Linked DNA regions of Mus musculus: region 1 is linked to region 2. A link is a loop called in an ENCODE intact Hi-C map of the cell type or tissue named here. Cell type or tissue: gastrocnemius. All regions are shown on one strand. Each heading gives the region's core, and the rest is flanking DNA. Links, peaks and the distances in the headings are about the cores only.

Evidence for each region. Peaks named below come from ENCODE experiments on the same cell type or tissue, not always from the same donor. Only the 100,000 strongest peaks of a DNase experiment are listed, where the experiment ranks them.
Region 1: it touches region 2 in a loop (2.5-fold over the local background); 1 of 42 quality-filtered maps calls a loop at or near these places.

Annotation. Positions count from the first base shown.
Region 1 is chr1:37,115,392-37,119,781 of GRCm38, forward strand. It overlaps Vwa3b (von Willebrand factor A domain containing 3B), which reads left to right. Exons shown (of 28, transcript NM_001370828.1): 12 at 267-398. Among named protein-coding and RNA genes, the nearest start is that of Gm37020, 33 kb to the right of the region's middle. In gastrocnemius, for the core only: a CTCF peak has its summit at 2,071; a DNase peak (open chromatin) is centred at 2,608; H3K4me3 peaks cover 1,697 bases; H3K27ac peaks cover 2,791 bases.
Region 2 is chr1:36,937,328-36,941,717 of GRCm38, forward strand. Tmem131 (transmembrane protein 131) reads right to left here and starts at 2,200. Exons shown (of 41, transcript NM_018872.2): 1 at 1,838-2,200. The coding sequence starts at 2,018. In gastrocnemius, for the core only: no CTCF peak of the experiment used is centred there; DNase peaks (open chromatin) are centred at 1,842, 2,317 and 2,613; H3K4me3 peaks cover 3,163 bases; H3K27ac peaks cover 3,268 bases.

The DNA.
Region 1 (4,390 bases), core at 68-4,067, 180 kb after region 2:
TTTGGCATGCTTCTTCAGCACTGCATTAATATCGGTAATAAAGTTAGCATTTAATGTCCCCTATGACATTGCTTACACATACTTATGTCACATTCATATATAACATCAGTAGAGGCCAAACATCCAGACTATATCATTTGACTCAAATGTCTTTTACAGCAGAACCTGTTTTTTTTTTTTCAGTTGAACATAATTTTTCGCTAGTTTCTAGAACTAAAAATGGATATCTAAGAGATTGCCTCAAACTGAAATTTCTCTTCTTACAGGAACAGCTCAGATACAAGAGTAAGTTCAATTTTGTGACGTTTGATGGTCAGGCAATTGCTTGGCGGGAAAAACTTGCTGAAGTCAATGAAGATAATTTGAAACAGGCTCAGTCGTGGATTAGAGGCATCAAGGTACAATGTGTGCTGTGGTGGACTAGTGTGTGAGAACTAACTATGTCCTTTGTGTTTACTCGGGATAGAAATTACTGAGAAATGGCTTGGGCACCAAGACAGGCGGTGTCTATACATGAACAGTTATTTGGCTACACTGCTCCCATTTATCCGATCTCAGTACCTTAAAGTTTAGACAAGCATCTATTTATAGTCACCATCCCTTGGTATCCATGGGAGATTGATTCCAGGACCTCCCCCGCATCCTATAAGAGCCGCAGATGCTCAAATCCCTAACATAAAATGCTGTGAAATTTGCAGAGAGCCCACACAAAACTTCCCATGCACCCAAAATCATCACTGTACAATTCACAATACCCAGTGCATATAACAGGTGCTTCATTGTATCATTTAGGGAATAAACACAAGGGGGAAAGCCTGTATAGGTTCAAACAGCCATGATGTTTTGTGTGTCTATATTTATGTATGTTACATGTGTGTATATGCAGACCTGTGCACGTGAGTGCAGGCACATGTGTGCCAGGGAGCTCCTGTGGACACTAGAGAACAACCTCGTGTGTTGGCCCTCATCATCACCCTTGCTTTGGACAAGGTTTCTTGGTTATTTTGCTGCTTGCATCCAGCAGGGTAGCCTGTGAGCTTCTATCTTGACGTAGGAGTGCTGGGATTATAGATGCACGAAATTGTACCCAGCACCCAGCTGTTACGAGGCCCGGGCATCCAAACTCAGGTGTTCATCATTTCCAACAGCAAGGACGTTATTCACTGAGCCATTTCCCCAGCCCCAGAGGCAATAGTGTGTGTGAGTGTGTGTGTGTGTGTATGAACACACATACATGCATGAGTCTTCATTCCATGGTTGGTTGGAGTTGTGGGTATGTGACCCTTGGACCAGGTGCGGTGGTTCTCTTTCCAAATCTGTCCTGGGCTCTGACTGCAACTCCGTGATGAAAACAGACCTCAACAGATAATATTCTGGGTACCCAGGCGGGCGTCCAGATCTGTCCCATCTGACACTCTCCCATCACTGTTTGAAAGGTCCAAAGGGGCCGCTGCAGCTGTTCCTAACAGTGACCTTCATTCAGAAGCAATGCACTCTTGGAGACAGACAGGACCGTCTGAGCATTTAAGGCTGAGAGCGAGAAGAGTGGGCTCGGGGAGAGGAGGGCAGACCGATACAGGGAGAGAAGTAATTTCTCAGGTCTGAATTGAGATCTGGAAAGCTGTTGTTTCTTGTCACATGGGCTATCGGGAAGGATTTTCTTTTCCTGAATTTTCTCTCACCTTGAGCTTCCCTTAATTTTGAATGTGCTCCAGAACCATGTTGCATTCCAGATATTTGAGACACCGAAAACTGAGACAGGGCTGTTATAAAGAATTGCTTAAAATAGCTCGCTGTCTAGAGTCCTAGGTTTGCCCTGCAGTCATACCAGACATTACCTGAGCTCCCTGAATCCTGACTGATCAAAGCAGGCCCAGGCAGACACTGGGAGGCCCCAAGATCTTTGGGGATTGCCTTTAAAATGGGAAAAGAAGGAACTGTATTGGTTAAGAAGACAATGCCTTTAAGGAACGGGCCACCTTATCCTAGAATGTAGCGTCAAGGTCAGACTCAACCTGTTAAGGTTCCAGCCTTATCAACGTTCTCTTCCTTTTACATCCTACCAGTAGCAGGAGCTGTGCTATTAGCTGACAGTTTGCTGTACATTCAGTCTCACTGGGTGGAAACATTGTGGGTTGTGCTTGCCTCCCGTTGGCGCTCACTTATTAACTGAAATGTAGGTTTCATTCCGAGCCTGTCAGATGTTCTATCAAGACATTTCCAACGGCTGTATCTCCCCAGTCTCCCCCGGCAGACGGAAGCTTCTTGGTCTTTTTTGGATTTCTGCCACTTTGACGAGAATGAAGAACACTGATGGCATTTTCCAGAATGTTCTTCAGATGTTTGGGTTTGCTGTTGTGGTGGTTGTTATTGTTGTTTGTTTGTTTTGGGTTTGGGCACTGGGGGGTTGAAGCAGGGCCTTGAACATGACAGGCAAGTGTTCTTATTGGACTTCATCCCTAGCTCTTTAAATCTTTCAGTCTGAGCTTAGTGTTGCTAAGTTGCCCAGGCTGGCCTTGAACTTGAAGTCTTCCGGTCTCGATCTCTTCAGTAGCTGGAATTTTGGGTGTTTGCCACTATGCCTGGCTTCTTCTGAGACAGTCCCTTGCTGGGTAGCCCAGGCTGGCTCTGATCCAGCCTCCCACTAGCCTCCTAGGTGTTGAGGAATTGCCACACACAACCTATGCTGACTTATTTTTTTTCCAGAGCCACGCTGTCTTCAGTTTTGCTGTTCTGTTGAGTTTCCCCAACTCTGCTCTTGTGCCGTGTCCTTCTTCACACTTGCTCCGAGTGGGCATCACTCTGCCTCGGGAAGGTTCTTCATTTAGTAGCACAGCTGGCTTCTGGAGGTGTTTCCATGGTTCCAGCATGAACGACCAATGGCACAGATTTCCCCACCAGCACTGTGGGAGTCACAGTCTACAGATTTATGTGTTTTACTTAATTCCCCATAATTTCTAGTAAGTTTTAAATGTCTTGTTTCCTTTTTCTTTTTTTGAGCCACAAATTATTAAAAACCCGCTAATTGATTTCTAAGTGTTGGGAGGTTGTTTTCTCTTTCTTTTCTTTCTTTCTTTCTTTCTTTCTTTCTCTCTCTCTTTCTCTCTCTCTTTCTTTCTTTCTTTCTTTCTCTCTCTCTTTCTCTCTCTCTCTTTCTTTCTTTCTTTTTTTTTTGTTTGTTTTTTGAGACAGGGTTTCTCTGTATAGCCCTGGCTGTCCTGGAACTTACTCTGTAGACCAGGCTGGCCTCGAACTCAGAAATCCGCCTGCCTCTACCTCCCAAGTGCTGGGATTAAAGGCGTGTGCCACCACCACACAGCGTCTATCTTTTTAAAAAAAAGATTTATTTATTTATTTATTTATTTATATATTTATTTGGTTTTTCGAGACGGGGTTTCTCTGTGTAGCCCTGGCTGTCCTGGAACTCACTCTGTAGACCAGGCTGGCCTTGAACTCAGAAATCCGCCTGCCTCTGCCTTCCGAGTGCTGGGATTAAAGGCATGCGCCACCACACCTGGCTTAAAGATTTATTTATTATATGTAAGTACACTGTAGCTGTCTTCAGACACCCCAGAAGAGGGCATCAGACCTCATTAAGGATGGTTGTGAGTCATCATGTGATTGCTGGGATTTGAACTCACAACCTTCAGAAGAGCAGTCAGCACTCTTAACTGCTGAGCCATCTCTCCAGCCCATTGAGAGGTTTTCAAGTTGTCTTCAGCTATTAATCTTGACTCCGTGATGGCCGAAGGCATACTTGGCAAGATTTATTTTCGATATTGTAAATTGTTTTTCATAAAAAATTTAAAACTTAGTAGAAATTATGGAAAATTAAGTAAAACACAGTTAAATTTATAGAATGTTGTTACCACGGTGCTGGGTGTTAGAGAAAATAACCATAATTGGCCATTTCTCTCTCTCTTTTTTTTTTCTTTTTCAGATCTATAACATTTTGCTTTGTGTTTTTTTAAGACTCTATTGTTAGGTCCATATATTTAGAATTTCTGTGTTTGTAGATTGAGCCTTCTACCATTACTTAATGTCCCTTCTTGTCCTTAGTACTTTTCACTGCTCTGAAGTATATGGTGATCCTGGCTTTGTAATACATGCATATCCTGGCACCCAGGAGGCTGAGGCAGGAGGATAATGAGGTAGAAGCCCTCTTAGCTACCTAGCAAGACCTCGTCTCAAAAACAAAAATCAAACCCGAGCAAAACCCAACAACCCCATCCACAAGCCTAAGATGTACTAAGTGTGCTATTCCATCTACTATCCCTGCTTTACAAGAATAAATCTGTAACGTATCGCTTTCGTCCTCTTATCTCCAGGTTGTCCATGTTACTGTATGTAAAGTGAGTTCTTGTAGGATTAAGGGATCTGGTCACGGCTG
Region 2 (4,390 bases), core at 218-4,217:
CCTACTTATGAGAGACTAAGTCATATGATCTATATTAATATAATTACTCCTAATATCTTACTTAAATAACTATTTGGTCCATACAAACTGTTCCCCCTGATACTGCATAACCACAAAAGCTGTCTGATTCAGCCAGGCCCAGTGGCTGATTCAATCACTTCCTTTCATACTTAACACGCTGGCAGCTATTCTACAGGCTCAGCCCTTATATATATTTATGAATATTAGAGAGGTGCATGGACACGTAAATTATGCAAATGGAAATACACAAATATATTTTAGACTAATGTCTTCAAACAATAACTTTATTTACTTAACTGTACCCCCAAAATTAGTGTATAAAATGACAATTGAAAAATAATACACTTTAGAAGGATAATGAAAACTTAGATTCAATCACTACTTCAGTTCCCAGTTCGTGAGACTCAAAAGCACCTAGCTAGGCGCCTATACCACACAAGGCAATCAATAGCAAAGCAAAGCCAGCGCCCCTCTAGGTCACAGTGAAGCACACAAGTACACATGCCCATTCAATTATCACACTATAAAAGGTTCACTCAACACACATGGGCAAATGTTGGCTACCATGGCCACCCATAACAACACTAAACTAACAGGGGATCATAAATAATAAGAACTATGACAATCCCAGGCCTGACCATCTTAAAGCAGCATTTTTTAATGTTTAAAATAATCTTGCCTCTGCCAAATCCCTGCTTGCCTGTTAACCAGGCTGACTCTGTTTATAGAGTTAAGTGAGAGAATATAATGTTTCTAAGGAAAATAAATAATAAACTGACACAGAGTTGCACTTTAAGGCTAATCTGGTTTACTTTACAGCTGCTAGCCAGTAACAGCGACTTTATACAGGAAAAACAAAAATAATCTAACTAGTTTTCTTCTTAGGGAAAAAAAAAAGCAGCATTCACTGTGAATTAATTCATGAAGGTTCTGTGACTGCTCACACTTCTCCTTGGGCTCACGTTCAGAAACAGGTAGTCCAGAACACCCCCACCCCCAAATTAGTCTTCAAGACTGCAAAGTAATTTCTGATCTTGTCAAAGTACCAGTTTTACAACCTTACAATATTAGAGGAGTTATTAAAACTGGAGTGCGGCTTCAATTGTGAGTTACAGGTGAAGGGTGTGCAAGCTGGGAACTTGACATTCGTTTCTAAGGGCTCACACATCAAAGAGAAAGGCACCGAATTACGTGAGGATATTAAAGCAGAAATGGAAACCGGCTTCCAGTAGCTTACTAGAGGCAAATGAGAGTCTATTTAGGGCTAATAACAAACGATCCTCCATACCGCAAAGGGATAGTGAAGAAGGATACTAAGGAAACAAGAGCCTCTTCAAAGAGATGTCCCAGCAAATAGAAATTTTATAAGCCGTGTATTGAAGCCTTTCCACCAGTCTCGCTTTTTTTTTTTCTTCTTTTTTAACCACCGCATTTTAAAGTGAGCTCGGTCCGCATGCCCAAATTAAAACCTGACAAAGGGAAAACAAGAAAAGCGTCCCGCGATCGACCTAGCAGGAGCCACCAAGAAGCCTAAAAGCGGGGTGCCTCCTCGCATAGCGGGCCAAGTGGCAAGAACCTACAAGAGAGCTCGGGAAGTTTTATGGGCACTGACAGTAGACGAGGGAAAGACCGGGACACGGTGAGGGGAAAGGAATCACGGAGCAGCGGCAGAGCCGCGGCGCGCGGCCGACGCGGCAGCTCGCCGAACCCCGAGTCGCCGGCTCGGGACGGGGCTCGACCCAGCAACTTCGCGCCGGCGCCCGTCGCGGGCCTCCCTCTGCCGCCTGTCGCCCGCCGCCCGCCGCCGGCAACCCACCTTCCTTCTCGGCCCGCGCCGCGGCCACCACGAGGGTCATCACCAGGTGCAGCGCTCCCAGGAGGCCCGCGGCTGCGCTCCGAGGACCCCCGCCTCGGCCAGCCGCGGGCTCCAGCCCGGCCGCGGAGGACGTGGAGGCGGCGGCGGCGGCGGCGGCTGCTCCTCCCGCCCGCTTCCCCATCCTGGCGGGCCGGGGGCCGCCGAGCTCGAGGTCCTGCGCGACCCTTCTCCGCGAGGCGACGGCAGCGGCGCGGGAGCCGTGGTCCGGGCTATGGCCGCGGTGCCCGAGGAGAGAGCGGTTGTGGGCCCAGAGCTCGGGCTCCCGGCGTGGGTCTGGGTCGGTGCGTGCGTGGGAGCGAGAGTGTCAGTCACAGTCTCGGCATCGGCATCGCCTACGAAGAGCCGGAACGGAGAGGCCGCGGGTCAGGCACGGCGGGCGGCCATACTGGAAACGGGCAAGGGCCGCGGGCCCCGGCGCTGGCCTCTAAGGGGCGGGGCAGAGCGCAGGGGCCCGCCCCCTCCGTGCCAATACCTGGGCGGCCCGCCGGTTCGCGTGCTCCCCGTGGACTCCGTGAGCTCCGGCTCCTCGCCCCGCCCTCAGAATCACACGGGCTTCACCGACCGGACGGGCCGGGGCGGCCAACCGCACCCTGTCACTGCCGCACGGCCCGGGAGAAGGAGGGAGAGGGACCCGGGCCGGCCAGGAGTTAAGATGGCGGCCGGAGCTTCACGGAGGCAATGACGGCAGTCACGTGGGAGATAGGGTAGCCACGCTGCGCAGCCGCTTTGGTGCGTGGGCGGGGCCCGGCCGCGCCTCCGACGCCGGGACAAACCCGGGTCTAGTGGTACTGCAATGTCCGAGCCTTTCAGAGGGCTGAGTGCGCATCCGGAGCCCAGCGCCGACAGTCCGTGCCAGTGATTTCTCGGGTCGCACCTCTGCCTCTCGGTGGCTTTGACGTGGGAAGTGTTCAGGGTCCGATTCAATTTCTTGCAGTGCTTCCTTAAGAACGGGGGACCCGCCCTCTTTACATTTGTGTCTTCCAAAGCGTACCCAAGAGGGACTTAATGGAACCTTCGTACCTCTTGTTCACAGGAAGCCCTTTTTATGCAGTTTCTTTGCTTGCTTGTATTTGGAAACTTACCATGTGTGTAAAAAGCATTAGTTGGGGCGGGGTGGAGGAACAAGGCGAGGTGTGCCAGAAATCAGACTGGGTTTTCTCTGTCTTGGAATGATCAATATGTTTCTATGCGCATACTCCTTTCAAAGGCCAAAATCAAAGATGGTGTGTCTTAGTCTCCTGTAAGAAGCACCTCATGTCTCCCAGGTTAAAGTTTGAGTGTGTGTGTGTGTTTTTCTGTGTGTCTGTTTGCTCGATACAAGTCTTAATCTAGGCCCTTTGGGGAAGGGGAAGGAAGGATATTGTCACAGTTTGGTAGCCTGGTCACTTCCCCCCAGAGCCTAGCCCCAGAGTCTTTTTTTGCTTTTCTCAGCTTTTGGTTGAGTTAGTCGATCTATTTAAAAGGCCACATTTGCCTATTGCATGTCTTAGAACAAACTAGAAAAGAAAATGGGATTTCAGAAAACCTTTTTTAAAAGGTACTCAACGTTCTTCCTTCTGCTGTCGTCCTGTTTGTGAAGCAAACATGTAAATTAATAATACATTTTGAAGGCGTCCTCACCCCCGATGGCTTTTGGTTTGCCCCCCACCCCCACCCCCAAGGCATTCTCCTTCTGTAGCCTAGGTTGACCTAGAACTCACTGTGAGCCCAGGCTGGAGTGGAACTCATTGTGTTCCTTAAAAGTCAGTAGAATACTGGGATTAGAGGTATATGCCACCATCCCTGACTGCTGTTTTAAAGAACATTAATTTTTTGAATACTAGCACTGAATTTAAGTTAATGGTTTTCAGTGCTGGGTATCCAACCCAGGGCTTAAATTTTCTTCTTAATGTAATGAAATCTCAATAATTATCTCTAAACTGGCTTTTGAAATGTGCCTAAGGTAAGAGATTTATATGGAAGGTTTCTAACACTGGGAGAAATTAAGCCCAAGGAAATGTAAGTGCTTCACTGGGTCATAGTTTAGCTTCCAGGGTGCTGGCAATAGTCCTTCCTCCACTGCCAAACTCGAGGCAAGCAAGTCCCTCCAACCTTGAAAAGTTCACTTCTCTAAAGCAGGCATCAACCACATTCCATATTAACCCTAGGCTCAAAAGCCCCTTGGGAAACAATTTGCATGTGTCATTGGCACTTGAACATATAGGAACATGTTCAGCAGAGGTCAGCTTCTCATGAATCTACTGCCTCTGCAGTGGGCCCTTTTTCTTAACACAAGTTCTTTCCAAGACCCTATACCTAACTGTGTATTTTTGAGCTGTGTTCTTTTTTTTAAATGGCTCCTTGGAATACTTGAACAGGCTTTTACCTGACTCTTTAGAGTCAGCATTTGGGCAGGGGCAGCCCTAACAGGCAAGGTAGTCTTAGGCCGGCCTGTCACTAACACCAATTAAAGAGACAATTAAGTGAAAAGCAGGGCAAGGAGATTTATTCAGT